Linked DNA regions of Mus musculus: all the other regions are linked to region 2. The links are chromatin loops, found by intact Hi-C in ENCODE. Cell type or tissue: left cerebral cortex. All regions are shown on one strand. Links, peaks and the distances in the headings refer to the core of each region. The heading gives the core; the rest is flanking DNA.

Evidence for each region. Hi-C counts contacts between places; a loop is a spot of excess contacts. Peaks named below come from ENCODE experiments on the same cell type or tissue, not always from the same donor. Only the 100,000 strongest peaks of a DNase experiment are listed, where the experiment ranks them.
Region 1: it touches region 2 in a loop (2.3-fold over the local background); 2 of 42 quality-filtered maps call a loop at or near these places.
Region 3: it touches region 2 in a loop (2.2-fold over the local background); 3 of 42 quality-filtered maps call a loop at or near these places.

The regions. Positions count from the first base shown.
Region 1 is chr7:130,911,092-130,921,288 of GRCm38, forward strand. Plekha1 (pleckstrin homology domain containing, family A (phosphoinositide binding specific) member 1) reads left to right here. Exons shown (of 13, transcript NM_001346515.1): 13 at 1-2,403. Among named protein-coding and RNA genes, the nearest start is that of Mir7061, 7.9 kb to the left of the region's middle. In left cerebral cortex, for the core only: a CTCF peak has its summit at 4,079 (motif pointing left); DNase peaks (open chromatin) are centred at 2,731, 4,059 and 7,388; H3K27ac peaks cover 1,721 bases.
Region 2 is chr7:130,542,653-130,552,849 of GRCm38, forward strand. Nsmce4a (NSE4 homolog A, SMC5-SMC6 complex component) reads right to left here and starts at 4,729. Exons shown (of 11, transcript NM_001162855.1): 1 at 4,340-4,729; 2 at 3,243-3,320; 3 at 28-158. The coding sequence starts at 4,622. In left cerebral cortex, for the core only: a CTCF peak has its summit at 4,757; DNase peaks (open chromatin) are centred at 4,268, 4,738 and 5,201; H3K4me3 peaks cover 1,859 bases; H3K27ac peaks cover 1,094 bases.
Region 3 is chr7:130,688,023-130,698,219 of GRCm38, forward strand. The region is part of intron 5 of Tacc2 (transforming, acidic coiled-coil containing protein 2); the gene reads left to right. Among named protein-coding and RNA genes, the nearest start is that of Gm34283, 28 kb to the right of the region's middle. In left cerebral cortex, for the core only: CTCF peaks have their summits at 4,621, 4,869, 5,123 and 6,009; DNase peaks (open chromatin) are centred at 4,644, 5,275, 5,939 and 8,867; H3K4me3 peaks cover 2,982 bases; H3K27ac peaks cover 1,929 bases.

The sequences.
Region 1 (10,197 bases), core at 879-8,878, 370 kb after region 2:
AGATGGCGAGCCAGTGGACTTAGATGACGCCAGCCTGCCAGTCAGCGATGTGTGAGGAGGCTCTCGTGGGCTGCCTGCGCCACTCACCCTCAGTGTCCTTCCGTGAGGCTTCTCGCCAAAGATGATAGAGGGTGAATGATCTCAGTGCATATGTCATACTGCCTTGTGGGTGGACTCTAAGTTGGCAAACCAAGGATTTAGGGAGTGGCCTAGTCAACATAATTCTTTAAGAAAGGAAGGAGAAAAGCTGTGTCCATAGTGACTGTTTGAAGCTTTATATGTTTGGGTGGTGAAAATGTGTGTGTGTTTTTTTTTTTCTTAAGTGACTTTGAAATTTTAAATAACAATTTAAAACATTAAAATTTCTTATTATCTTGGTCATTTAAACCTGCTAATATGACTCCCTTTGAAATATTCAATATTTACACATTCTTATCAGCTAAAATTATCAAGTGGGCCATTCCCAGATGAAAATTTCTAATCTCATGAGGTCTGTGGTGCTGCAGAATTTATACTGCAATGTGGACTGTTTAGAATTCTAACCATTTATGATATTCTGGCTGTCCAGGTGAGTGGAAATTTTTGCATAGATTTGACTAGATGATTGGTGTAGGTGGCAGTGGAACAGGGCAAGCAGAAGTGGGGAGACTGGAGGTCAGCTATAGCTAAAATTGTTATTTCTCTGGGGAGGGGACTTTTTTTATCTTTATTTTTATTTTGGAGATTGGATTTTTCTATGTAGCTATGGCTGTCCTTGAATTCTCTCTGTAAACCAGGCTGCCCTTGAACTTGTGATCCTTCTGCCTCAGTTGCCTCCCAAATTATAGGGTTATGTCACCAACTTGCAGCCTGAGACACTTGTTTTAAAAAGCTCAGTGTTTTATTTCAGTAAAAATTATTTGGTCATAAATTTTGGGAAGAACTGATTTCTTTTTTTAAATCAAAGTTTTGTAAATAGATCTTACTTCTGAATTTGAATCGGTGGAAGACCTCAGTTCACATGCTAAGTCAAAACGGCCCTTAGTCACGACCTTGTTGTGGCCCCTCCCTTGTCATCAGTAGTAACCTATACTCAAGTGCCTGTGTCTTCTCATCTCACTTAGGATTGTACCCCAAAGTCCTACATGATTGGCTTTAAATGTCCGGGAAAACTAATTTCAGTAGCGTAGTTTGATAGGTTAAATGAGATAGCATTTTTATATCAGAGACACCAGAATGTTGGTGGTCAACTACCTGTGCAATATTTATGTCTTGAAAACCAGATCTGAGTATGCATTGAACAGTGGGGATATTATAAACAGAAGCGCCTCTCTGAAGAACCCGGTTTCCGGTGTTGAGTGATAGACTGGTTTGAGCGAGTACTGTTTTGTGGTGACATCTTAGGTGTTTCCTTTCTCCCAGGCTGCTGCTCTGTGGTATTTCCAGTCTCAGACTTGTGTTGTGGAGTCATGGTGTTAGTGTTCTGCCTTTTTATGTTCTAAGACTACTTGTTAGAGGACGGAAGATTTGCTACAGTGGTCTAGAGTTAAAATGTGCTCTTTAGTTGCCCAGCACAAGAACGTACCACTCACCTTTTGTATTCATAAGCTAATATGTTAGAGTTCTATGTAGTTTTCTCTTGTGCACCTGCATCAGAAAACCATAGGACAACAAGGTGGCTAGGCAGTTATCACCCCTCTGCTGCCGTATTCATCACCCAGGCTCTCTTACAAGTTCCTTGTTAATGCACAAGCGTAGGGACCCTTGTACAGACTCTGGCAGTATTGATGAGCCTGGCGCTGTTTGCTTTGGTGCAGCCTCCACAGTGCGCGTTCATTTTATCATATTTTGGTATCGGTAATTTGATATATTTCATGGTGGCAAAATATTAGCTCTATTTTGGGACTTTTTCTAGACTTACATTTATTCAAATGCATAGGAATATGTCCTTGTGATTATCAGGATCTCCTAATATTTATCTCAATTCTTTTGTAAGCTTGTGGAAATTATTTAAGTATTTTAAAGCATATTTTCTTGTAAATATATCCTATCCGAAGTGTCAGCAGTTACGTTAGTTAATACCGTGTTATCTGCTGTATTTTCCCTGTGTGTATAATGTATCTCCTTTCAGAACAGGAATGTGCCTCCTAATGTTTACTGTTACCCTGCTGTCTCTGTATGTCCAGTCGGTGGAACACTGTAATGACTTGAGAATAAACTGCCCAGAGTTCATTTTCACTCACGTCCCCTTTTATTTGGTTCAGTGTTCATGTGAACAAATCAGTAGAACTGGTAAAAAACATTTTTGGTTAGTTCATTTACTTACCTTTCAGTAAACAGATTTCATTTCCAGGACAGCCAGGGTTAAAACAGAGAAACTCTGTCTTGAAAAGCCAAAAAATAAAAATAATTTTAAAAAGTTTCAGATCCTTGAATTCTTGGGGTTTGATGTTGCTATTTTTTTTTTTTTTGTTGTTGTTTTTGAGACATGGTATCACTTTGTAGTCTTGGCTGAGACTCAGTATGGAAACTGTGTTGGCATTGAACTCACAGAGATCCTCCTGCCTCTGCTTCCCGGGTGCTAGAATTGTAAAAGTGTATACCAGCAGGCCCAGCAGATCCGTGAATTCTTAAGACAGCTTCCTATGAAATTGTACAAAGAAAATGTGTGTTCAGAAAGCTTGCTCTTTTTACTTAAACAAAAACATATTCTGAAAATTAGATGTGGGAGTTGCCTGTGAAGCATGTTGGAGTCATCGAGCTGCATGGAGCCCCAGCTTACCGGTCAGGCTGACGGAGATCCCATGCTGCCTACACCTGTGGGGAGGAGTGGGCGGGGCTGAGATGTGCAGTCAGCCCCCAAACAAGTGCTCCAGAGCCTGCCTTCTGAAGTCTTCCTAATGGTAATGGGCTGTTGTGACCTGTGTGTCTAGAGCCCAGCCCAGTGCCTGCTGCCTGCCCAGAGTAAACACTTATCCGCTGAGCCGAGGACCGGGCCACTAATAGAAAATATATTGGCATACGTTTATAATTCGATTGAATTATATTCAATTTAGTCACCTGAAGTTTTAGAATTTCCAAAGACACCAGCAGTGATTTTAGATGTCTCCTTTTGTTCCTTGTGTCTAGTTCATTGTCAAATCCTGCTTTATTTCCCCATCTTCCTGACCATACCTCTGAAATGCAATGCACAATTGGGCCTGTCAGCAGTTCCTTATGGATGGGAGAGTAGCTGTGTGCGTGTGTGCGTGCATGCGTGTGTGCGTGCGTGCGTGTGTGTTTCTTCAGTGGTATACCGACTGAAAAATTGACTATGATCCAGTAAATGTCATCCCACCAATACACATGGAAGCAGCCTTTGTATAGTTAAACTCAGCGGGTCACACAAAAAGTCATGAAAGTAAAAGAGAATATAAGAAGGGTTTCAGCGTGGTGGCACATGCCTTTAATCCCAGCGCTCAGGAGGCAGAGGCAGGTGGATTTCTGAGATGAGGCCAGTCTGGTCTACAGAGTGAGTTCCAGGACAGCCAGGGTTTCAACAGAAGAGTGAGGGTGATAGAATATTGAAAAGGTAACAGGTAAGAAATGACTAATATAATGACTTCTTATATGCTATTGCTTGGGGGGTGGGGGGACTGGAGAACTCAGCAGTTAAGATTATGCAGAGGACCTGAGTTCAGTTCCCAACACCCACCTGTAACTCTAACTTGAATGAGAATGCCTCCTTAGGCTCCCGTATTTGTATGCTTAGTCTGCTGGTGAACTGGAAAGATTAGGAGGTGTGGCCTTGTTGGAGGAGTTCTGTCACTGGGGGTGAAGCCCACACCATGCCCACCCCTCCCTGTTGCCTTTGGATCAGATATAAGCTCTCAGCTACTACTGAAGTCCTGTCTTCCACAAGTGTTCATGTGTGTGTGTCCATGCCCATGTACATGTACACAGACACACAAAAATGATAGACATAAAAATGTTTAAATGACTTGAACTGAAAAATATTGCTGACCTGGTTAGTGTTTATAATGTTAATTGGTGAAATCCCAGTGGTCCACTGTACGGACATTAAAAGGAGTAACTTACTGTTCGTGTGATAACAGTGCCACCTTCTGGTATTGGTTGCTACATTTAACGTAATCTGACATCTACTTCACAGGAAGGAGAGAAGATACGTAGCAGCATAGGATAGCTTTGAAATTCATAGAAATGTTAAATCACCTTTCCCAAATAATAACTTTTGTAGAGGTAACTGTAGCCTCACATTCATAAGAAATAATCTAGAGAAGCTGGGATGTCTGTAGCAAGATGCTATCTTATCAAAAGATAGACTATAGGACATGTTGTATGCCCTTCACTCAGTTTTTCCAGTAATCCCACATAAAGACATAGTGTAGAATTGTAACCATGAACTAGGCTAGTGCTTAGTGGCAGTGCTTACCCACTGAGCCATCTTGATGGCTGATCAGGCTTGGGACCTAGCTTTAGAGAGTAGATAGGCAATAATTTTACATATGTGACCAGTGGGGCGTTTGCCTTTTAACCTCTTGGGGTTGGGATCGGATTATTTTTCCATGTGCTACAGACCCAAGGAGATAATGGAATTTGCCCAGTGTTATAGAAAGTTAAACATGATAAAATCTAGTGTGGAAAACTACCCACCTAGAGGCCGAGATGGTCAAAGAATGATGGTATAGTAAGAAGCAGTGTGGCAAAGAGGATTTCTAGAAAACCCCTGAAGAACTTGTGGATACATGATAAGGAGTGAGTAAATTGATTTGCAGTTTTTTGTTTTGGTTTTGGTTTTTTTTTTTTTTTTCGAGACAGGGTTTCTCTGTATAGCCCTGGCTGTCCTGGAACTCACTTTGTAGACCAGGCTGGCCTTGAACTCAGAAATCCACCTGCCTCTGCCTCCTGAGTGCTGGGATCAAAGGTGTGCGCCACCACGCCCGGCGATTTGTAGTTTTGATGGCTCAAAAAGGGATTGAGAATAAAGTCATTATCTTCAAGGTTCAAGGCTCCCAAGCTATGATACACAAATCTCTCCTTGCCCTAGTTTTTTTCAGAGGGAGAGGTAAGGAAGGGAAAGAATGTGAAGGGACTTTCCATGACCCAGGAGCTTGCCCCAGTTAAATCCTCCCACCCCTCATTCACTGTCCTAATGTGTTTTTCTGCACCATGATAAAACACCCTGACAAATTAGTGTAAGGGAGACAAGGTGTATTGAGCTCACATTTCCAGGTTACAGTCTATCACTGTTGAAAGTCAAGACAGCAGGAACTTGAAGCAACAGAACAGACAAATCACATCTGCAACCAAGAGCTCTCTGCTCTTGATTGCAGATGTGATAGCATCCAGATGCTAGCACTATACAATCCAGTATACTCTACCCAGGGAATAGCACCACCCAGAGTGGACAGATCTTCCAACTTCAGTTAACATAGTCAAGACAACCAATATGGATATGCCTACAGGCAGTCCCTCATTGTGACCCCTTTTCAGATGACTCAACATTTTGTCTAGTTGACAAATCAAAGTTAACCATCACATTTATTTCCAATGGGAGCCTTTGGTCCCAGGAACATCTGTGCACAGTAACCATCATGTATATCTAGCTCATAATTTTGGTTCCTGTAGGGACTGCTGTCACTGAGGACGCACCCAGATCAAGTTCTCAGCACAAAGAGGGACAAAGGGCAGGGGACAAAAGACAAAAGACAGGAGGTAGAGGATAAGGGTAAAGGGGTGACAAGGGATGGGGGTGGGGGAGGTGGGAAAAGGATTTTTATCATGGTGCAGGGATGGGAGTGGGGCACCAAAGGACTGCCTCTGGATAGGAGACAGATGTGGCATATAGGAAAATGGTGCTTTATAAAGGTACAAGGGGAAACCCCATGTTAGGATGAGGCATTTAATTTTAATTGGGCATGTTAATTAGGTGAGCCAAAGGAGGCTTTTGATTGCTGGACTTCAATGCTTTGATAGCTCATCCTTGGTAGTCGGTCTCAGGAGGAAGAAGTGGCCACATAAGGGAATAGATCTTGGGGGTATAGCTTTAGGAATGTAGTAACAGGTTTCTAGCAAGGCAGGGGGAATGGGAAAGAGGATCAAGGCTTCCCAGAGCCATGTCTGCCATGCTTGGGCTGGCTAGAGAGTCCCTTCAGTTCCTCCTGTTTCTCATTCTTTCTTCTCAGTCTTCCACTTACCTGTTTATATTTTGAAGGTGGGAGATTTTTCCAGTGGGTCACATGTGGTGGGTGATAGAAGGTAAGGCACCAGGAGTAAAGGGGGAACAGCCTGTTTGTTGGCCCAAGCAACTAGAAGTACAGAGGAGCTATGACTGAGGTAGGGGCTCTGCAGGTAGACATGTACAATCTCAGGGCTGAACATGTTATGTTTCAGATACTTGTTAGATATCTAAGGGGAGAAATGGCTAGCAGCCAATCGGATAAGCAAATTTGGAATTGAGAAAGGTCAGCTTGACAGAAGGCAAGAGGAACGAGAAGTTGAGAAAATGCCTCCCTCAGATTATTTGTAAGCAAGACAACTGATTAGTGATTACTGTTGGTAGGTGGCACTGTGGGTGGTACACCCTTGGGTAGGTGGGTTCTATAAGAAAGCAGGCTGAACAAACTATGGGGAGCCAGGAAGCAGCGGTCCTCCATGGCCTGTACTTCAGTCTCCATCTCCAGGTTCATGCCTTGGCCTCTCTCAGTGGGCTGGGAGTTGGGGTATGGAAGCCAAATAGACCCTTTCCTCTCCAAGTTGATTATAGTCATGGTCCTAGATTTAGACGCATGGAGACAGAAGTAAGTGCATTACATGAGTGCCTGGTGCCTAGGGAGAGGAGAAGATGGTGTCTGGTCCCCTGGAACTGAAGTTAACAGTTGTCTGTGTGCTGCCATGTGGCTTCTCTTTACTGCTGAGCTGTAGTTCAGCTCCATGACGTAGTATATATATATTTCAATATTTAAACCAGGAATGGTGGTGCTCACCTTTATTTCCAGTGCTGGGGGCCAGAGACAGGCAGATCTAGAATCTCAGTGGATTCTAGGCCAGGCAATCTACCCAGGCTGATCAGAGCTACAGAGTGAGACTCTGTTTCAAAAACCAAACAACACACACACACACACACACACACACACACACTCACTCACATCACATTGTCGATCCCCTGCATACACCTCTGATAGCTTTCCATCACTCTGTTTCATGGTCCATGCAGACCAACATGACTTCACTGCAGCTCCCAGTTCTGTTGTTTTGCTTTGTGCCATTGTCCTGATGAGGGTGACAGGCCCCCAGGAAGAGGAGCCAGAATTCATATGCTGAACATTGGGTTCTATTCGGATTTTGGAAGCAGTTCCAAGCCAGCTTTCATGGAGCCCTAATTGTTTGGGGATTTTTTTTCCTGACCTAATACAGCTTGGCTCATGATTGATTCTTGTCCTTAAGCTTAAAACTAGGACAGGCCTTAATGAGCAGGGCACAGTGTCTATGGCTATGCTCAGTCAGTTTCTTTCCAGCAGAACAATATTCTTGATTAAATCCACTCAGCATTCAAGGGCTTCTCCTGGGCAGGAAATTTCCGTGGGTCCCAGGGAATAAGGAGTAAGAGAGACAGACATAAAAGTCACAGGGTAGACCAAGATAGATATTGAAAGATTATGCTAGGCTATATTACAGGAATGGGCCTTGGAGAGTTGTAGCAGAGGTTTTCTATTAGTTACTTTAAGAGATGGCTTATCAGCTCAGGACCCCCATGGCCAAATTCTCAGCACAAAGTACATTTGCCCCAGAGGGACAAAAGGTGGTGAATAAGAGACAAAGACAGGAGATGGAGGGTGTGGGAGAAGGGAAAGAGGACAAGGAAGAGGGTTATTTGTCCTGGGGTTTGGGGACAGCATCAAAGGACTATTTCTAGATAAAGAGGAGACAGACATAGTCCATAGTCCATAGTCCAGACATAGTCTATAAAGGTTCAGGGGGCAGCCCCATGTTAGGATGGGCATTTAATTTTAATTTGACATGTTAATTAGGTGGGCCAAAGGGAGCTTTTGATTACTGGACTGGACTTAGTTTGATAGCTGGCGCTTGAGGAAGAAGTGGCCAAATAAGGGGATAGGCCAGCTTTAGGAATGCAATCTAATAGTTCTTAGCAAGGCAGAGGGAATGGGGGAGAAAGGGCACACGGCCTGCCAGAGCCATGCTCACCACACTCGAGCTGGCCAGTCTTCAGCTACTTCTCTGTTGCTGTGCTAAGACACTATGACCAGGGCAGATGATAAAAGGAGGCGTTTATTTGGGTTAGTAGTTCTGTCGGGACAGTCCCTCATGACAGGAAGACATGACAGTGATAGGAAAGCATAATGTTGGGAGCAGGACGCTAAAGACACATCTTGGACTACAAGCAAGAAGTGGGAGGACTGAGAATGGGAGTGGCTTGAAACCTGAACCCCCATGCCCAAACTTCCTCTGGCAAGGTTAGCTCCTGTCACCTCTGCTGTGCAACATTTTCCTCCAAGGTTGAAACATCCCATCCTGCAAAAACAGTTCCTTAAACAGGAAAGTAAGCAACTCAAAAGAGCTTCAGGAAGTCCCTGAAACCGACTAGTTGTCCTTTCTGACAAAGTAAGCAATAAAAACTACAAAGACAAGCTGCAAAAAAAGACTCTTGACACTAGATTAGACAGCTGCCCCTAAGAAGCAGACACTATCTGAGCTGGGTGGAAGAGGTTTAAACCAACTGAGCCTCTTGGAAAGGACACGTGCAAACCTGTTGAGCTGCCTGCCTGTGTAGTGTGCTCCAGACTCCCAGCTTTCTGAGCTCTCTGACTTATGCTGGGGTGGGCTTTGATGACACAGCTGTGTTTGAAGTAATTTCTGCTCCTGTTAAGTAAACCCTTACCCATATTTCTGTGAGCAACCTCCATAAAACTCACCACGTTGGATTTTGGTGGTGCCCATACTTTGGTTTGTCTTTAGCTCCCTTGCTGGGATGAGTAGAAATGTGCTGAGTCTTCTAGGAAAAGTTTGGTCACATGATACCTCCCCAACTACGTCATCAACTGGAGGCCAGTATTGAAACATCTGAACCTGTGGGAAACACTGCCATTCAACCCCCCACAGTCTCATTGACTGTTAGATGTCCATCGAGAGTCACTGATGCTCCTGTTGTCATGTTCATCCTGGGGCCTAAGCAAATTGAGCAGCCTCTGTCTGAGAAATGTCTAGAAGCCATGGGAGAAGGAAAAGTATTCCAGTCAACTTCAAAACTGCTCAGAAGTGACACATGCCATCAAGTTAATGCTTCATTGGCCGGAGAAAATAAGTCAAGCTAGACATGACCAGGGATTGGCATTTTATTATGTAAAAAATGATAAAATAATCTCAATTATTTATAGCTTAATATAATACAACCCTACAGTGAGTACAATGAAATCTTGAATTATTCTACCCCATTTAGTAAGATTACAAAATTTCAATAGTAAGAAGACTAACTTTTTGCCTTTGTCTGTGTATGATATATATGTGTTGCACTTGTGGGTCAGATGGTATTAATAAGTTACCTTAAAATATTCTGAGTTCTTAAAGTAGGCAAGGTCCTAGGAAAGTCAATGACCCAGGCTGACAGGCAAGGTGGCTGTCCCTAAAGGCAGCCTGCTCCACTATTGGGCATAGATGATTGACAGATGAGGTCATGGGTGTTGAGCAGTGTGCCTAACAGGTGTACAGGACTGTGGTCAAGTTCATTTCCTTGGTCATGAGAAAAGATAAACTGCTTAGAGTGATACATGCCTGCTTCTTCAAGGCCAGCAGGAAAACCTGTGTAAGCTCAAGGTAGTGTGTGTGTGTGTGTCTGTCTGTCTGTCTGTCTCTGTGTCTGTGTGCCTATGCCTGTGTTTTGTGTTTGTTGATGATAGAGTCCAGGGCCTAACAAATGTTCAACCACTGAACTCTATGCTCAGCTTGGCCTTTCTGTTTTAAAGGGCTCTCCTGACCAGAGCAGGCCAGACCTGACTACTCTCCTTTTTGATGGACTCAACATTAAACTCAATAGAAACCTTAATTATGCATGTGAACCCCCCACCCCAACCCCAGCTAACCTAACCACACAAGTGACATCCATTATAACCACAGATCTTGTCCTAAAATGAGGGATAGGGACATGGCCACCAAGGGGGCAGGGACTTGGGAGGCGGCCTTGGGGTTCTGCCCATTGTGGCA
Region 2 (10,197 bases), core at 756-8,755:
ATTAAAATTCTGTAGCTTTAAACTTACTAGAGTTTCAACATATCTTAACATATCAAACGAGCTCAGGTCAGAGCGCAGCTGTTTGGCTTTCTCTTTGCCCAAGTCTGAAGCCAGAACAAGAAACTGGGCATCCAGAACTGCCTCTCTTGCTCGTGACACTGTAGAACAAGAAATACATGTTAAGAAACCCATGTAACCCACAGGTACGCCCCCCCCCCCTAAATTTTCAAGTACTTCTTAGGATCTTTCCACTAAGCCAAAACAATCCCCAGGAGGCTGGAAATGGACCCATAGACATTGATAACAGGTTCCCTCCCCACCACACCAAAACCTCCCCCACCGCTCACCAGTCTTAGAGCTCACTCTCTAGCTTTCATATTCCTGGTCACTGAACCAGTATCTCCTTTTTTTTTCTTTTAGATTTATTTTATGTGTATGAGTGTTTTCCTGCATGTATGTAAACGTAAACAGGGCATGTGTGAACCTGAAGCCCACGGAGATCAGAAGAGGTCAACATATCCCCTGGAACTGGAGTTGTGGGTGCTGGGAATCAAACCCAGGTTTTCTACAAGAGCAAGAGGTGCTTTTAACCAGTGAACCATCTCTTCAGCCGGGACCGAACCCATAGTCTCTTAATAACCCCAGTATAACAAAGACTTGGTGATACATAACACCTGTCTCTCTGACTCCCACATGCTGATCACCATTCTCACCTGGGCTGCTGTAACTCCCAGGGAATGGCCACTACAGGTAGGGAGAGATGATACAAAGTCTGTAGAGGAAGAAGGGTTAACTGAAGGACAGGCTGAGCTAGCGGAGCTGGGTTTTACAGCCCCTGTCCTATGGGTCACAGAGAATCTGAAATAGCAGTCAAGGAAGACTGTAATATAAGGCAAGCCAAACAAATTCAAAAAGAAATGCCTGACCGGGCGTGGTGGCGCACGCCTTTAATCCCTGCACTTGGGAGGCAGAGGCAGGCGGATTTCTGAGTTCGAGGCCAGCCTGGTCTACAGAGTGAGTTCCAGGACAGCCAAGAATATACAGAGAAACCCTGTCTCGAGAAAAAAAAAAAAAAAAAAAAATGCCTGTGCACGGCATGCCCCTCAAGGCCACTTTCATTTGAGCCAACTGATTTCCTGAAGCATTGGCACAAAAACAGAAAACACACAGCTAGGAAACTTATTGGCTCTGGCTTTTGTTCTTAGCCATCATTTTTCTCTCTCCAGAAGGGAAGATTTTAATCATTCCGAGAGTCACTGCAGAAGTCACAGAGAAAGAAAGGGAAAGCAGACACTGGCTGCTGGGCTCTTGTCTACAACACCCCCTCCTTTGCCCAACAGCTACATAGGCTACTACAAGAAAAGTGTAGATCTGTCTGGACGAGAGCAAGTTCCCTATAGAATTAAAACAGGTGTGACACCCATACCCATGAATGCCAAGCAGGATAACTCTGGGGTTTTTTTGTTGTTGTTTTTTTGAGACAGGGTTTCTCTGTGTAGTCCTGGCTGTCCTGGAACTCACTCTGTAGACTAGGCTGGCCTCGAACTCAGAAATCCGCCTGCCTCTGCCTCCCGAGTGCTGGGATTAAAGGTATGCACCCCGGCATGGAATAACTCTTGAGAGCCCAGCTGAGTGAATAATTTTGCCTTCTACTGAGGGAGGTAACATGGAAGAAGTCAGTAAGATGGACGGTTGATAATAGGGGTGTAAATGAGCCAATCACAAATGAGACCGTGGGTCCAGGCTATGATGGAAGAAAAAGCTTGACAGTGGAAAAGTGGAAGAGGAGCCACAATCCTTCAAGTTCTGGAAGTGATTTAGTGTATGTTCCAGACCAAAAAGGTGAACTGTAAGGAGGCCATGGCCAGAGCAGGAAAGACTGAAGGACAACACTCACTAAACACTGTGACAACGCAAACAACCAGGCATCCTAGATAACTAGAAGCAAACTGTCCGAAAGATCATGAGGAACTGTGGCTAGCAGGGAACAGGGCATCCCTGGTTTCTCTCCTTATCACTGCAGTTGCCCCTTTCTGTTCCTAAAGCAGTGAGAGAGGCCCAAAGAGAAACATGGTCTGTGTAGCTGTCCTGGTCTCCCATCAGGAAGTACACCCACCTTGCTCATTGGATACCAGCCAAAGCGGTCACCACTACAACCAACTGCTGCTGCTTTTAATTCAAACTAATATTGTGGTTTTAAGCCCCCATGCGGCTGGGGAAGAGGGACCAGCAGTTAATACAGAGTACTGCTCTTCCAAGAGGCCTCTGGGTTGGGTTCCCAACACCCTTGTCAGACAACTCACACCCTCCGTGTACTCCAGCTCTGAGAAGAATCCCATATCCTCTTCTGGCCACCACAGATAACTGTATTCATGTGCACAAACCCACATGGACACACAACTTCAAACAAATAGAAAACTCCCAGGAGCCAGATTTCAACACGGAAAGTTCTTCCCCACTGTCCCCAACCACACACAAGAGGTGTGCCTGTAGATGAGGCACCTCCATTAGGTTATAGGTGGATCAATAGCTAAAGGAGGGGAGACCAAGGAAGGAAAAGAAAAGAGGATCTCTGAAGCTGGCTGCACTCTTCTCTAGTTCATCTATCTGCTTAACAGAACATACAAGTGAAACTTTCAAATTCAAGCCAGCAAAAGAATCACGGCTTCTTTTTTGTTAGTCTTTTTTGTTGTTGTTATTTTCGAGACAGGGTTTCTCTGTGTAGCCCTGGCTGTCCTGGAACTCACTTTGTAGACCAGGCTGGCCTTGAACTCAGAAATCTGCCTGCCTCTGCCTCCGGAGTGCTGGGATTAAAGGCGTGTGCCACCACGCCCAGCTAGTTTGTTTGTTTGTTTGTTTTTGAGACAGGGTTTCTGTGTGTAGCTGTAGATGCACAGGAACAGACAGTTGCAGACCAGGCTGGCCTTGAACTCAGAGACCTGCCTCTGCCCCTCCCCCACCCCCCAGTGCTGAGATTAAAGGGTGTGTACCACCACTGCCCAGCTCATGGAAGAGGCTTCTTAAAACAGACTGTACAACTCCTTCCTGACTTCTAGAAATCTTCGAAGAACCCTAAAGCATACACTGTACCAAGTGGTAAGTGCACAGTATTGTTGCTAAAACGGAAAAGGCTCTGGGCCTGTGCACTAGTAAATGGGAATTATGGAACAACAATAATTGGCTTCTATAAAAGTAACCCAGTGAGTATAAGCTGCAATAACAGATTTAAAATCATGAATTACCTTCATTAAACAGAGTGTTAGCTTCTTCCAGGACCTCTGTTAGTTTGTCACCAGCATTCAGTATGTCTTCCCGGTTTTCTATTTAAAAGAATACAAGCTTAGGGAACTGGGCACATCCTTCACTAATAAGTAGCAACTTACAGTTCCTTCCACTCCTACAGCCTGGGTAATGATTAGAGTGGCTTTATCTCTTTAACAGAAAAAGGCTTTATCTTTTACAGAAAGAGACAATGTTACTACTGTTCCAAGCAAATTGAACGTCTGTGTGTGCAGAAGGCCTGGGGTCAACCTTTGATGTCCTTCCCTCAGCGCACCATCACCTTTGCCTTTTGAGACAGGGTATCTATCTATCTATCTATCTATCTATCTATCTATCTATCTATAGAACTATCTATCTATCTATCTATCTATAGAACTAGCCAAGAAGGCTAGGTGAGCTGGCCAAAGAGACCCAGGGTCTCTGCTTCCCCTCGGCTGAGGATACAAGTTTACAGAACTACTTTTAGGAGACACTTTAGAGGGTTCTGGGGAATCTAATTAAGGTCGCAAGAGAAGCATCTGCCCATCTCCCCAGCCCTCAAAACTTGAACTCTTGACAGGAAACACTTGCTCCCCAAATGTGCAAAGGGATGACTCTTCGGCTTCCCAATACAAGGGCTCGATTAAGAAAGGATTGTCAACTTCTCAAGCAACAGGCTCATCTGGAGAGCCACACAACAAACGCTTGGGCCTGTACAGCATTTCTGATTCAGTGTATCCGAGCTGGGCAGGGAAATGTGCATTTTAGCAATCCCAAGGGACTCCATAGCTCAGGCGCCCACGAGGAGCAAGCTAGATTGAACAAAAATCTGGTGGTGTGTGCTTGTCTTCCCTACTGGCTAGCTGAGCTCAAGTCACCACCAGGTCTGGTCTCCCGCTTTTCCAGCCGGCCACACAGCACCTGCGCGGCCGCCGCCAAGGTCGCGTAGGCTGCACTTCGTAAACAAGCGAAAGCGCGCTGCCGCGAGCCTGCGCAGACCGGCCAGCGCCTGCACCTCCACCGCCCTCCCCAGCCATGGAACGCCACCGGCCCGCGCAGCCACAAAGCGCCACCTTACGTTGGACAGAGTTGATGAGAGCGCGGTACTGATGGCGGATCTGGCGGCACAGGCCCTGGTCGTACTCGGCCTCCAAGCAGGCCGGGTCCATCAGCTCGTCCCCAGAATCAGACAGATCGGAGTCCTCCAAGCTCGGACGCTCCGCTGCCTCCCTGCGCTCCGGCGCGGCGCCGCGGCGGGCCAGCGGGGACCGCGAGCGGGACCGGGAGCGGGTGCGATCCCGGTGCGGGTCGCGGCCCCGGCCCCGGCCCTCAGACCGGCGGCCGCTGCTGTCGCCAGACATCGCGCCAATTCGCCTTGCAACTTCGGAGCGGCGGAAGTTCGCGCCAGAAACTGAAACCCCCGGCTGGGCTCGAGCGCCGGCTCCAGGAGCAACGCAGCTCCCCGGCTGGCGCGTGAGCACACAGCGACACCTGTGGCCCGGAGGTCGCGGCGGCGTTGGCTGTGTCTGTGCCTCGCATTGGTTCTTAGTTACTCCACCCTGCAAGCAAGAGTCTTAGGACTTTAGATCTCTGATCCTAATGCCCACCCCACTTAGTCATGCATCTTCCCATTGTCTCTTTGGCTCCTCTGGCCTTGGGGAGGATACAACAAACAAAACAGGGTTCCTTGACTGTACCATAGTAAACTGTTAAGCCTCCTTCTAAATATCTGCACCACCACACGGCAGGTTCACAGCTGATTCTCTAACAACAGATACCCTATAACAGGTCTGAGGAAGATAATTATATGCAATGTGGTTTCAAAGATACATGTATACATATCATTCCATGTAATTGTGTGTGTGTGCACTGTACATAGATACGCATGCACAAGTGTGCATCTGCGGGTACAAACGGCAGGTTGGCTTCAGGGGTCTTCCTCTTTCAGTTCCACATTTTTTAGATTTGTTGTGTGTGTATATACATCCTTTATTTGCGTGCACACTGTGGACGAAATGTATGCAGTGCCCTCAGATGTCAAAATAGGACGTGCACACCTCCTCTGGAACCGGAGTTAAGAAGGGTTTGTGAGCTGCCCTGTGGATAACGGCGATGGAACCCTACTCCTATGAGAACTAGTGCTCTTAACCTCTAAACCATCTCTCCAGCCCACTCTCCACGTTCTTTACCATAAGGCATCTCTAGCTGAACCTGGAACTCGTCTTTTTGACAGGACTTAAATAGCCAGCAAGATCTAGGCATTTTCCTGTCTTCACTTCCAACGCACTAGGATTATGGATCCACACTGCCGTGTACAAGTTTGGTTGTTGTTTTTTGTTTGTTTGTTTTTTGAGACAAGGTTTCTCTGTGTAGCCCTGGCTGTCCTGGAACTCACTTTGTAGACCAGGCTGTCCTCAAACTCAGAAATCTGCCTGCCTCTGCCTCCCAAGTGCTGGGATTAAAGGCATGTGCCACCACCGCCCGCCCATGTACCAGTTTTTATGCCACCTTAGGAATCCTGAGGTAATCTACCCTCTGACACACACACTTCTCCTTCTTCCATCCCTCCCTCTCACATAGGATTTCATGTAACCCAGGCTGGCCTCAAACTGACCCTGTAGCTGAAGCTAATATTGAGTTCCTGATCCTCGTGAATCTAACTACCTCACAAAGGCTGAGAGGATTTTGAGACCAAGATCCAAAGCCTAGTGAGCTCACTGCTACTGAGATATCATTGCTTCTAGAGCCTCCAAAGAAAAAAGAACTAGGAAGCTATGCATAGACACCCTTACACGTATATAAGTGCATCTCTTCATATTTTATGTTGCTGGGTTAATTTAAAACACTAATTTGCATTGACATCACAGAAGAGTGTGTGGGGAAGAAGGGGTGAATGTGATTGATGAAATACTATTCTCTGTATTAATGTAGACTACTGAGAAGAAATGGTTCAGCAGTTAAGAGCACTTACTGCTCTTACAGAGGACCTGGCATCAGTCCTCCGTATCCACATAGTGGCTCCCAGCTGTCTAGAACAACAGTTCTAGAAGATTCGACACCCTCTTTGGACTCCTGCACATACGTGATGCATGTAGCATCACCAGGCATACATGCGCACACATAGCAAATCTCTTTAACAAATAAAACGCAAGCTTATAGCAGTGTCCGATGTCCGATCAGAGTCCGATGTTGAAGTCCAGGGGGCTTTTCTCCACTCTGTGGTGATGAGTTTATATTTATTTACATGATTAACTTTGATAAGGGATGCCCAGAACGCTGGCAAAAATGTTATTTGTAGGTGAATCTGGGGTGGTTTTCAGATTCCTTGAGAAGCTCTGCCCTCAGAAACCTGGCTGGGCACCATCCGATTCACGATGGTCTAATCAAATGGAAGAAAAGGGCAGAGACAAAAAGAACCTTCTATCTTTCTCTTTCAGCAAGGGCATCTATTTCTGCCCTCAGACACTGGACTCCTGGTTCTAGGTTGCAGACCAGTACTGCCCTGTCTTCCTTATCACCCATTCTCATACCCTGGACCTTGGACTAGGAGGCACCCCACCAGCAGCCCTGCTCCATCAGCTCTCAGACCCAGATCACACTCACTCTCCAGACCACATGTTGGTCGAGGGGTTTCTTGGCTTCCCTGACTGCGTGAGGCCAGGCAGATAACAAAACTCCTCATTCATGTCTATGTAAGTAGTGTTGGTTCTGTGTCTCTAGAGAGCTCTGACTGATACATTCTGGTTTTATATTTATAAATTCCTCCTCAGCAGTGAGAAGTCTGGTTTCTAATATCATCAGTGCACTTCCTTGTTCACCTAATCCTCCCATCCGTAGCAATCCCTGCTATGTGAGGCTCTTAGCTTCTCATCCTTCTCCCCATCTTGTGGCCACCTTTTTTTTTTTTTTTTTTTTTTACATCTCTAACACCTGATACATCCCAGTGATCCCATCTCCTTCCCCATAGTACCACTTAAGCCACCACTGTGAAAGCATTTAACATTGTACTGTTTACCTTGTACCAAGGACAATTCAAATAGCATCCGGGTGGCACAGTGATCTAGCTCCAAAATCCTGTCCTATGCCTGTGTTGGGTTGAGGAGCCCCCTTCTAAACACAAGCACAAGAGGCAGGTGCTGCCAGCAGCAGACCTGAACACAGACCAGAAAGCAGGTCTGTAAGGGCAGCTGCTGGCACAGAAGGCAAAGAAGCAAAGGGCCACACTACCCATCCCGGTAGACAAGCTAAGACACGAATATCAGACAAGGCAAGGCCCCTGCCATTGTTGAGTACCCCCAACCAATGGGAACAGAATAAATGTACAACAAAGACACATTCCCAAGGAAACCCCGTAACCCTAGATCTTGATCCACCGGTGAAGTAACTTGGCACAGATGTTTGTGGATTTGGGGCTTAAAAACCCTGTAGGATCTTAACTCAGGGTCATGGTTCAGTTCCCAAATCTGAACCATGGCCCTGGTCAACAAGTCCTGAGGTGCATGCTCAATAAACTCTCCCTGTCTGAGATCAGTGTTTCTGTGGTTTGTGAGGCGATTCCTGGATCCCAGCAGTTTTAAGAGTCGAGAAAAATGCCTTTGTGTGAGCCATAGTGGTGCTTGCCCCTAATGCCAGCACTCAGGAGGAAGAGGCAGGTGGATCTCTGTCTGTGCCAGCCTGATCTACATGCCTAGAACACCCACGACAGCTAGGGCTGCATAATAGAGAATCTCTGTCTTGAAAAGACCAAATAAATAAATTGAAAGAAAATTTTCTTTATTTTTACCCCTTAATTTGGTTGTTGAGTTGACTATCAATAGAATGTTTAGTTGAAAATGAATTTTTATAAAGAACTTAAAGGAGGCCTCATTCTAAGACATTGCTTAGAGCAGTGGGTCTCAACTTTCCTAAAGCTACGACCCCTTGATACAGGCTCTCATGTTGTGATGACCCCCAACCATAAAATACTTCTGTGCTGGATCAGACCTATGACTAAATTGGTAGAGTGCTTACCGAGCAGGAAGCCCTAACTTCAACCCCAGCATTGCATAAAACCAGGTATTGCCGGTGCACGCCTGTAAGCCCAGTACTGAGGAGGTAGAGGCAGGAGGATCATAAATTCAAGGATATGGTTATAAATGGGTTCTAGGCCAGCCAAAGACAAAAAAAGACCCTGTCTCCAAGGAAACTAAACAATGTAAAAAGTGTCCTTTAGTTGTTAGGTGTGGTGGTATACCTTTAATCCCAGCACCCATGGGATGGAGGTGGGTGGATCTCTGAATTCTAGGCCAGCCAGGGCTGCATAAGGAGAGTCTTGACTGTTTGCTTGCTTGCTTGCTTGCTTGCTTGCTTGCTTGCTTAGATCAGTTTGGTTTGATTTGGTTTAAACAAACGCTTTCATCTTTTGATCCCTTTATGGGACAGAGTTTTAGATTTAAAAAAATATATTTATTTATTTAATACATATGAGTACACTGTAGCTGTCTTCAGGCACACCAGAAGAGGGCATCAGATCCCATTACAGATGGCTGTGAGCCACCATGTGGTTGCTGGGGATTGAACTCAGGACCTCTGAAAGAGCAATCAGTGCTCTTAACCACTGAGCCATATCTCCAGCCCCCAACTTTTTTTTAATTAGCTAGAAAGTAGTTATTCCAGCTGAACTCTGTCTTTGAAAAAAAAGGTAAAATTAAAAGGACCTTAAGGAGATCTCTAAGAGCTAAGAGTTAGTCCTGGCCTGTCTGTCCATCTGGATGTGGTACCGTCTGGGTGTAGTGCTGACAGATCTCTACTCTTAGGCTAAGAGTCAGTCTCCCCTTGTTGATGGAAGCCTGGTAGAGAGAATTGAAAACAGATCAATTTGTTCCTTGGAGGGCTGCTTTCAGGCATACGGTGGGGGTTCAGTAAACACCCCCCTCTGAACCTGCTGAGCCTCAGACCTCCGCAGCTCAAAATGGTCCTTGTGTCACTGTGGTATGCCCTGGACCTCTTTGACAAGTGATCTGCTTAGGTTTTTGTTTTGTTTGTTTTGTTGTTGTTTTCTGTAAATATTTAGGAGTTGGAGTGGACAAGAGATGGCCATGAGGTCCTTTATAAATCAGGATCTGTCACTGCTGGTCAGGGTCTGGACCATGTGCTTCCGGGATCTGGGAATTGAAATAAAGGCAGAGTAGCAAAGAAACTATTCAAAACCAAAGGGTTACTACAGGTCAGAAATACACTCTAACCTAGTGTCCTCCTTGAGAGGGTATAGAAGTTCAGGTTAATGTTCGGAGCCTCCTTTTATGGGATTCAAGAGGAGGAGCAGCCCGTTACTACAAGCTCTTTTTTTTTTCTTAGCATCTAGGGGTGGTAGGCTGAGGCAAAAGAATCACCTAAGAACAAGGCCAGCCCCGCCCCGCTCTCCTTTCTTTTGCACCAGGGACAGCGTGTTCTAGTCACTTCTCTGCTCCTTACACGTGTTACTTGTGAATTGAAGAATTTTCAGTGTTGGCCCAGTGAGCTCTCCATCTCCTTTTCAAGTTTGCCGTTGCCTGGTCACACCTTCACTCCATTAAGGACTGGTGGAGTTACAGGCATCTGGTTCACAGTTGGTGCGCCGGTAACAACAGCTCCTCGTTCTTTTCTCAAGGAAGTCTACTGGCCATTCAGAAAGGACCGCCTGATATGTGTAAGGTCAGTTGAAGCTGACCAGGACCTGTCTGATTTACCAGAAACACTTCTCATGTCCTTGCATGGCTTTTTGTTTTGTTTTGTTTTGTTTTTTTAAGGTTGCTTTGTTTTGCAAAGGAGCTGTCTCCCTCCGTGTGGTACCGTTCCAGGTGGACTCAGCTGCAGCCTGTGGCCAGAGACATTAACTATCAGAGGTGAACCTGGAGCAAAGCAGAGAGGGGGCAGCTGGCAGCACCTGCAAGCTTCCTGCTCCTCACTCTCCTTCTC
Region 3 (10,197 bases), core at 1,116-9,115, 150 kb after region 2:
AGACGGGATCTCATGTAGTCCAGGCTGGTCCTTGAATTTGATGTGTAGGTAAAGATAATCTACCATTATCACACCCAAGTGCCGTGATGATTGGCACAAGCTACCTTCTGGTTTAGCTATCATTTTTACAAAACTACCATCGGGGGCTGGAGAAATGGCTCAGAGGTTAAGAGCACTGTCTGTTCTTCCAGAGGTCCTGAGTTCAATTCCCAGCAACCACATGGTGGTTCATAACTATCTAAAATGAGATCTGGTACCCTCTTCTGGTCTGCAGGCATACATGCAGGCAGAATGCTGTATACATGATAAATGTATATATCTTTAAAAAAAACAAAAAAACAAACAAAACTACTTTGGGTGTCTTGCTGCATACCTTTAATCCCAGCACTTGGTAGATAGAAGCACGCATATCTCTGAATTTGAGGCCAGCTTGATCTACAAAGCAAGTTCTAGGACAGCCAAGGCTATACAGAGAAACTCTGTCTTGAAAACAAACAAAATTGTGTGTGTGCACACGCGCGCACATGTGTATGTGTGTGCATACGTTCATACATGTATAATTTATTTATTTATATGTATGTGTGTGAGTCCGCACAAGTCTGTGGGTACCACATGTATGCAAGAGCCCAAAGTGGCCAGAAGCGAGCACCAGATGTCCCTGGAACTAGAGTTACCAAATCCCAGACTTCTGCATGTGTAGAAGGACCACCAAGCCATCTCCCTAGCCCTTAACCTTTGTTCCCAGACCTTTGTTCCCCTGTGGGCTGTGGAGCCTGGATCACAGGGCTCGCCTTGTGGCTACAGGGCTTTGTCAGGCTTGGAGCCTACCCACGTGGCTTTGGTCTACTCTCAGGGACTCAGACTGTGTATGTGTATGGGGCTTAAAGACCCAGAAGGGCTGTTTGAGGTCAGGGTCTTATCAGAGTTGTGTTTGAAAGTGGTGGGCACCATTGGTGTGTGTCTAGAGAGGGAGGTCAGGATGTAGTCTGGCCCAAAAGAGAGGGTGGGATGGATGGGAGGAAGAGCCAGCATGTGAGGGTGGGGAAAGTAGGGTGTTGAGAGCCACCACCTGTGTGGCCTCACCACACAACTGAAGGCACCTGAAAAGACTAAGAACTTGCCAGGCAGTGGTGGCACATGCCTTTAATCCCAGCACTTGGGAGCCAAAAGGCAGGTGGATTTCTAAGTTTGAGGCCAACCTGGCCTACAGAGTGAATTCCAGGACAGCCAGGGCTACACAGAGAAACCCTGTCTCAAAAAAAAAAAAAAAAAAAAAAAAAAAAAAAAAAAAAAAAAGACTAATAACTCTAAGGACTAGGGATTCTACAGGAATTTCAAGAGGCACTTGGCCTTCACACAACCCTTTCCTTCCCCCACTTTCTTCAGCTTTGCATTTTCTGTGGGGTAATTTGGTCAGCATCAGAGAGTATTAATTAGGGTTGGAGAGATGGCCCAGCGGTTAAGAGCACTGAAGGTTCCGAGTTCAAATCCCAGCAACCACATGGTGGCTCACAACCACCTGTAACAAGATCTGATGCCCTCTTTTGGGGTGTCTAAAGTAAAGCTACAGTGTACTTACATATAATAAATAAATAAATATTTTTTTTAAAAAAGAAAGTATTAATTAAGGGTCTGAGTGATTCTTCAATAGGGAATCACAGCAAAAGTTCAGTTGTCATCAACTTTAAAGGTGCCCAGGCTCTCTGTTTCTACCATGACTTGGGGGCACAATTTTAATATCAGTGAGGTGATGTTATCCACTACATACTATGTCACTATATTGTGACTGCGCAGTTGTTAGGATTCTAAATATAAGCACTTGATGACTGTATTATTGTAACGGTATTCTACTTAGGTCACATGGTCCTTAGAAAGGAGGACCTGGTCCCAGGAGTTCATGGGCTGTACTTAGCGTCATTTCCCAATATCCTTCTGGAGTAGCATGCCCATTTTTCTTGATCAGCTGGTACTTCCATGCTGTGTGCTTAGGCATTTGGTTCAAGGGCATATAGCCAATGATGGGACAATCAGGATTTGAACTCTGGTGCTATTTCAAAGCATTCACTTTTGGCAGAAACCTCCTACTTACCAAGGGTAAAGACATTTTGACAGACCTGTGACCCTGCCTGCCCTGTGCAAACCGACCCAAACAGGTTCGGGTTGTGACCCTGTCATCAGATCTAGAAGTCCGAGCACACCAGTCAGAGATAAGGTGTGGTGAAGGACAGAGTTAATGAATATGACTGTTGGAAAAAGCAGATAAAGGATTTGGTGACTCCAAGTCTGTCTTCAATGGGCTGTTGGGAACTCCGATATTTTATAAGGAGGAAAAAAGGGGGCAGGGAGTGGGCAGAAGAAGAGGGCTGGGTTTGCCTCACTGAGAGCTTGTGATCCTGGTCAGGCCAGGAGGCCTTTGTCTCAGTTCTGCCTGGGGCTCTGAATGTGTTACTGCCATTGTTGTCCCTTGAGGGGGACTGTCTGGGTCCCATGAGTTAATACATCTCCCTCTTTGAGGGGGACAGTCTGGGTCCCGCCAAGCAATTCGCCCCTGTTCCTTACAAAGTTGCACCATCATGGACTGTTTTCTCCTTGAGAGGGGGATATGTCCTGCAAGCCTCGCCCCAAGTGCTTAGAGGTCCTCTCTGTTGGTCCTTTGTCATGAAGATGTTTATCTGTCAGTCCAGGGCCTTTGTAGAAGATTCTCGAAGCAGAAAGTTAAAGAGGCAGAATAGAGCCAGTGAGGGGCAAAATGGGGTTAGTTCAGGCTGGAACTAGGACCCTCCTCCTTCTCATTTCTCCCATTTTTTCCTAGTTGTAACCTAACTGAACTCTGTATACTACGTGCCCAGGGAGAGAGCCCCTTTCCTTGGAAGATTACATATCAACATTGATGAAGATCTTTTCCTACACATGTAAGGTTCTTTTGGCTCCCTACCTGCAGACAGAACTAAAAGATCTGTTTTTGTTTTAAATAAAGAGCCCCTCCCCCTCCCTATGGTTGAATAAATAAGTTGCAGGGTTCTTGGCACCAGGTGACAGTAGTGCTGACCTTGAGTGACGATGGCCTTCGTGGAGGTGTGCTGCCCTGCTGAAGGTTACCTTCCCCACACGACTGGCGGCATCGTTTGCTGTTTTTATTTAAACACAGAAAGCTCAGTGCTTCCTGGAGATTTCGTGTCACTCAATCTGGAGGAGCAATTTTGATGGTGTAGTATTTTTGACACAGAGAAGAAATGTGAGCCCAGGAAAGTCAGCTGGCCCTCGGGCTCTGCAGCTTATAGGCAAGTAGCAATTCTAGATGTGCAGCCTGTGCGGACGTCCTTAGCCACACTTTTAGAAGGCAGTCAGTACGTACGTCGGGAGGAATCTTAAAGTGTGTTGCGTAGCTTTATTTTATTTTATGGTATGCACCGGTCGGTTTTACTTCATATTATTATTTTTGGGGGGCCATAATGTACATGCTTCTTATGAGCTAACTGTCATTCCAGTTGAGGAATTGTAAAAACATAGAAGAGTCTTTCCACTTTCCTGTAAGCAGTGGTGTTTGAATCCAGCTGTAAATGTTCGGGGCTCAGAAAGCCATTGCATTGAATGTGTAAGGTGGTGGTCGGGTGTTAGGGTGACAGGCACTTACAGGGAGATAGAATGCTTTTCAAGTAGCCTCCAGTGAGAAGGCCCAGAGCTCCACTGCTGAGACTTTCCGAGCTGCTCCCCAGCAGGGAAATGGGGTCTGGCACTGGGTGTCCCCAGCATCTATGCCAGCCTGCCTATGTTTAGGATCGGGGATTATTCCCCTGTACATCCTTGGTATATGAGGGAGGACCCTGACGCTGGAGCACAGCTTGCATAGCATAGGGCTTGACTTTAGAGAAAATTCTTCTGGTGGCCAAAGACCAGAATCCAGCCCCAGTCCCTGAAGGTGGCCCTGTGCTGCTCTCTCTCCAGCTGGCCCCAACCTCTGCAGAGTTGTTAAGCTATGAAGGTATCCTTGGAAGCCTGGCCTTGGTGGGCTGCAAGCCTAGGAACTGTGCCAGATCGATGCTTCTGGGACAGACTTTAGTCCTTCCCCAGCCTTCCTGTCTGGAGAAAGTTCAGGTGTGTGGTCCTCAGTTTCCACTGCAGCCTGTTTTTCTGGTTCTGTAGCCTTCCTACAGTCTGGGGGAGTGAGAGAGCAGGGGCCTGTTTCCAACTTTGTCAATTGATAGACCACCTTGCCCTGCTCTCTGGGGCGGTGTGTGTGTGTGTGTGTGTGTGTGTGTGTGTGTGTGTGTGTGTGTATGTGTGTGTGTGTGTGTGTGTGTGTGTGTGAGAGAGAGAGAGAGAGAGAGAGAGAGAGAGAGAGGTACTGCTGAGTAGTATATATTTACTTCTCAAAAGACTCACTGTACTAGCTAGCAGTCTGGGCTAAGCTGGGAAGCTGGGCTTAGTGTGTGAGTAGAGGGGAGGGTCTTCGCTCCCCCTCCCAGCAGTTTCCGGAGGATGTTGGAGCTTTGTGAAGATGCAGGCGTCAGGCCGCTTGGTGGTGGTGACATCATCAAGTCCCAACACAGAGGCTGAACCGGGGGCTTTAAGAGAAGATCCTTTCCGACCTCGCCAGTGCTTGGGCTCACACTGCCTCCTTTCGGGCAGCTCCACGCGTATCGGCCACGCTCACGCACACACCTAGGCGCGCACCCGCCAGCTGCACTTGCACGCGCACACTGCCTTGGTGCTCGCCCCCCGGGCCGGCTCCGGCCTCGAGCCGCTGCTCCCAGTCGCCGCCACCACGGATGCCAGCAGCTGCTCCCATCTGCAGTGCAGCAGCCCCGGCCGCCGGCCGGCCCGCCCCGGGCTGGAGGAACCGCACCAGGACGCTGGCCCTGCTCGTGGCTAGTCTGCACGCCAGGGCTCAGCGAGGATGGGAGGGTCGCAGTCCCTGCAGCCAGCCCCAGCCAGTGACCTGAACCTGGAGGTTTCTGAGGCCATGTAAGTGCAGTGCTCTGCCTCCTGTAGTCCCCGTGGGGAGGAGAGGCTGCCCGGCTTTGTTAGTGCTTCTCTCCCCCATGTGGTGCAGCGTGAAGCCTAGGCTGGCCCGGGAAGCCTTGCAAAGATTTACCTGGTGGCTGCTGCTTGGTAGTGTTTTGTGTTTTAGCTGGACCGAGTTTCTTGCAGCCCTGGGATACCTCTGGAGCAGAAATAGCCCTCTGGAATTCGGTTTTGGTTATTCAGCAGCAGGGTGCATGGTGGGGGCTTCTGCGCTATCAGCATCTTTTTCCTCTGTACCCCCGCCCCCACTGGTATTTCCTGCTAGGGAACTGGAGGCATCAAGGAGAGAGGGCCTCCTCCTAGGAGGAGTATTGTACATGCTGGAAACAGTGCTGGGTTAGCTCCCTGCATGGCAGGACAGATGGATGGCATGGAGCTCAGAGTGCGTGTGCAGCCGGGCTAGTCCAGGCATCACCAGGCTACTCTCTTCTGCTGACACCGAGGACGAGGCCGCCTGCTATTATTAGTAAAGACAGCCAAACAGCCTTGTCATTGGTTGAGGCAGAGTCTGACTATGCATCGATCCAGGAATCCGATCTTTTCTCCAAACCACAGTGCTAATGTGCTCAGAAGTGGCTTTTTATTCCCGAGGAGTGTTTGTTACAGTTGCTCTTTCTGTTATGGTAGTCTCCATTACAAACCCAGTCTTGTTGGGGGCGCGGGAGGGATGGGGCTTATAGACTAGGTCTGTCTGCCAGGTCACAACTCAGCAAGAAAGGCTGCTGTCGAAAGTGGGTTCTGCCAGTTCCCTCGGATGTCTTCTCCCCTTTTCCAAAGAGGAGAATATTTCTGGAGACTTGCGGGGTGGGGGGGTGGCAGAGCAGTGTGCGTTCTTGAGTATTTGATACGTAACTTTAAAGCTCGCAGGCCCTGGTCTGTGTATTGGAGTAGGGTTTGGGCCCCATGAGAGGTGTGGGAGTGTGGGGCTTTCACCCTTCGCTGGGCTTAAGTGACACGCTGGACTCATGTGGTGATGTAATGCCGGGCTGAGCCGCATGGTTTTCCAGGCTCTGCCTTTTGAACAGCCAGTCATTCTGAGGAGCAGGTGTGCATCCGACCTGTGTCTTCATCCCCGTAACCTGAGAGCGCAGTATCTTACAATGGAGGTGTATTGTGTTTGGGAGTTTTTATGGTATGAACCTAGGGCCAGGCTGTCCTATCCACTCAGGTGCAGTATTGTTCGATGTGTGGAATATCCTACTGCCTTATAGGACTCGAGGAAAGAAAATTTCAGACTCTTTTGTTTGTTTGTTTTCTCAAAGTCTCTGAACTGGAAATCAGTGACATCTGACACCAAAGCACCGGAGGGACCAGAAAAGATAATGTGACCCTAGGTGGGAAAACTTGCACATTAGCCATTGGAAATTAAGTTCCCAGGTCCCGAAGGTCCCCGTCTTCTATCCTGGTTGAGTTACTGCCTTGTGTTCTTGGGAGCTGAGGGCTGAGTCTGGAGAGACTCTGGTAGGAACATGTTCTTTTAGATAATAGTCCTTAAGGGTTTGTCCCAGGGGGATAGTGGCAACAGAAGATAGAGGCCCCGTGGCCACCTTGAGAGGGCAGCTGCCCATCCAACCTTTTCATTGTTCCACTTGATCCAGTTTTACCACTTGAGGCTTCTGAAATGTCTGAGAGTACAATTTAAGATGATACATGAGGCGCCTTCACAAAAATCCTATCCTCCGTTCCCCAAAGTTTAGAAAAGTGGAAAGGGGAATTGTTGAGGGCTGTTGTTTCTAATGGCTTGCCTTTGCACCCCCTTCTCTAAGTGTTTCCCCTACAGATGTGTTCTGCCCAACCTTGAAGTTAAAAAAAAAAAAAAAAGAAAGAAAGGAAAGTAAAGAAAAGAAAACTACATTAAGAAAGCTGCTCTTCCACGTGCCAGCAGGTGTGGTGTTTTCATAGTAGTGTATATGAGTATTCGTGCCCACGAGTGATACAGACACATAGCAGGCGTGGCGGCAGAGAAGTGCTTCCGCTGTAAGCCGATGTCATGGGTTCGAGGTTGAAGGCCAGGGGCGCCCACCTGCTGCCAGCTGCAGCCCACGGCAGCAGGAATCTAGAGGGAACATTTCTTGGGTGAAAGCTGGATTTGTAGAGGCCCATATATAAAGGTGAAACTGAGGAAACCGAGCGAGCGAAGGACTTTTGTTTGTGAAGCACTCTGCTTTGTTTGTTTGAAGGTTCTATCTTAGATTTCAAGTCTGGCTGCCTGTAAGTGGTTTGTGTAGTCCCAGTGAGCAGATTGGTCCCTCTCAGAGAGCAGTGAGGTGAGGAAGGAGGAAGACTGGGAAAGCTAAAGCCACATGGGATTGTGGGATGAGGGGACTGAGGGAGAGGGTGAAGATCTGAGGCAGCCAGCCCCTCAAAACCCTGAGGTGACACATTAACTATAGCATCAGACTCTGGCAGAAGTGCAGGGTCTGAGGCTCCACTCAGATTCAAATCACCTTTTTAACCATGCTTATTAAAGATTCCTGTGTGGCTTGGGATAGAGTTTGAGAAGCCCTGAGACGATTGTATCTCTTCTCAGGCCAGGGCTTTGTGAAACCACTGGCTGCTGCCTTAGCTGTTTCTTTCCTGTCTGGGAAGGAAGTTCTCACAGAAGCCATAATCACTTCCAAACGGCAGAAAGGGTGTGAGGAGAGAGAGAGCCCACCCTAAAGTACTTCTCACTGGGAATGAGCAAGGTTTGTGATGAGCCCTGTAGCCATCCTTCTTTCCAAGGGAGCCCCTGGGGATGTGACTCTCTAAGAGAAGCAGCAGCAAGCACTTTGTCATAAGTTCCAGGGACTTCCCCACCAAGCCAACCATGGCAGCCAGTGAAGCCCGAGACAAAGTGGGCAGCGGCTCTCTTACAGGGCGGGCTGCTGGCGGATTCTAGAAAACAGTCTGCAAACATGGGAAGCTATGGGATTGTGGTCCCCAGAACATCCACAGAGGCAGAGGAGGAGCCAGGGAGACTGGAAGGATGACTGTCTGCAGCGGGAGGGTAAAGACTAAAGATAAACAAATAGAAAATAGAGATTTAGGGGCTGGCAAAATGGCTCAGCCTGAAAGGTGCTTCCCCCAAACCCAGTGACTTGAGCTGGATGCTTAACCTCCACACTGAAGAGGGCTGACTCTTCAGAGTTGTCCCTCTGACTTCCGCGTGTGTTCCGTGCTGTGTGCATACGCACAAGCTCACGCATACACCCAAATAAATAAACCGATGGAAAAGGTTGAAATAACAGTGTTTTATTATGGGTTACAGACGATAAGTTTCAGAAAGCATATTTTACTTTGGATATTATTACTGGGCACATCTAGTAGTTATCCCTCCCCTCCTCCACCCTCTCTCACTGAATAAACGGCAGAGTTGTCTATTGAGTGGGGTACAAGCTTGAGTCCCAAAGGCTTCTTGTGAGTGTCATCTCTTCTGCCATTCAATCCTAGATAGCTGCACCCTGGCTCCGTGGCCCATTGCCCAGATCCACAGGGTTCTGGCCCTCCACTGTCTTAGAGACTTGCTCTCTGCGGGCACTGAAGGGCAGTATCATTCCAAAACCTTTCCTGTAACTCCTGGACATGTAAGGGGTCGTGCAAAAACCCGTTTCTATTGGGGTCTTGGGTTGGGGGGTACCCTGTTGCTGATAGGTAGGATTTCAGATTTTAATCAAGTATGAATGACTCTGCAGGTGAGGGGTACATCCAAGTCAGGAGATTATGGGCCAGTGCGCCTCATCCCTAGCTCTGTTTCTTTCTGCTATCTCAGTCTGTTTCTATGGCTATATTGTTGGTTGCCTAGGAAACTGCATTAGCCTAAAATATGATTGGTTCCTCTTGTCAGATGGATTACTGGAGCTAGGGCAGCACTCTGCTTCAGCAAAGGGTATGGAACAATTCTGGTCCTGCCCCTTGCGCTTCCCAGTGTGGACTGGCCATTGAGAACAGCTGTCCCCGGAAAACCAGTTGTTCACAGACTCCTGCTTGTGTTTCGGTAAGGGAGGCCACTTGAACACAAAGCGCTGACTCAGTCAGGCCTGCGCTCACACGCCCATCCTGTATCGGCTGTGTTCACTCAGATGACTTTACGCTGTTTGTATTTATGAATTCTCTTAGCAGTTGTTTCTGCAGGGCAGGTGGGTGCAGCTTGTCGGTGCCAGACATGGGAACAGAGGTGCACAAGGCAGATGCCATGCCGGGAGTTAACGCCCGCTCTTTACGTAGCCCTGCTGAGGAGCCTGAGAATCAGCAGAAACTTTGCGCAATCTCTGCCAGGTGCTTTTTTTTTGTAATTTAAGAAACTGTCTGGTTATCTAGACTGGTCCCAAACCCGCTGTGTAACTGCAGGTTACCTTGAAGTTTTGATCTTTCTGCCGCTACCTAAGTAGTGCTGGGATTACAGGTGTGTACCAGCACACACCGTTTATGGAGTGCTAGGTCTATGGTCCTCATGCATGCTGGGCAAGCAGCCTCCCAAGTGAGCTATCTCAACAGTCTTTGCAGGGCTTTTTTGTTTGTTATAGAAATATTATACTCTATACAGATAAGAGGTTATATACAACTTTGTAGGCAAACTTTATAGCTAAGGAAGCCGAATCCTCGGTATGGTTAAATCACCGGCTTAGAAAACCATAAAGGCTCAGATAAATAGTAAATGGTGCTACCCTTACAGTACAACGGCTGCCAGAGATTGTTTGTAACTTACTGGTCCAATAAGACTTTATTCATAAAAAGCAGGCGATGGGCTATCGTTTGCTAATGTCTTTTGTCGGGATGATTGGCACAGGGCTCAGATCTGTGTTTCCTTCCCTTGCCAGGAATGGTTGAGACTTCAGTCCAGTGTGGTTGCCCTCGTGCATGCCCTTCCCCTCCTGGGCACTGTGCTTGCCCAGCTTCATGTCCCCTCTAGGATTTCTTATGGAGAACTCAAGCTTACTAAGTGAAAAGCTGGGTGCCTGCTGCTCAGAGACTGCGGACCTGCCTAGCCTGAGCACCCCTAAACATAAACGGAGATAAGGAGCTAGAGAGGGTTCTGTGGGTGGGAGAACCTTGTAGAAACCCTGCTCTCCACGCCATGGGGCCGGGTAGAGCCTTTGGGAACCGGCAAGGATCTGAGGGACTTGCATCCTTAGGACAGAACCCCTCACTCTTGGGGCTGGGAGGCACATTAAGAAGGGCAGGAAGGGACCC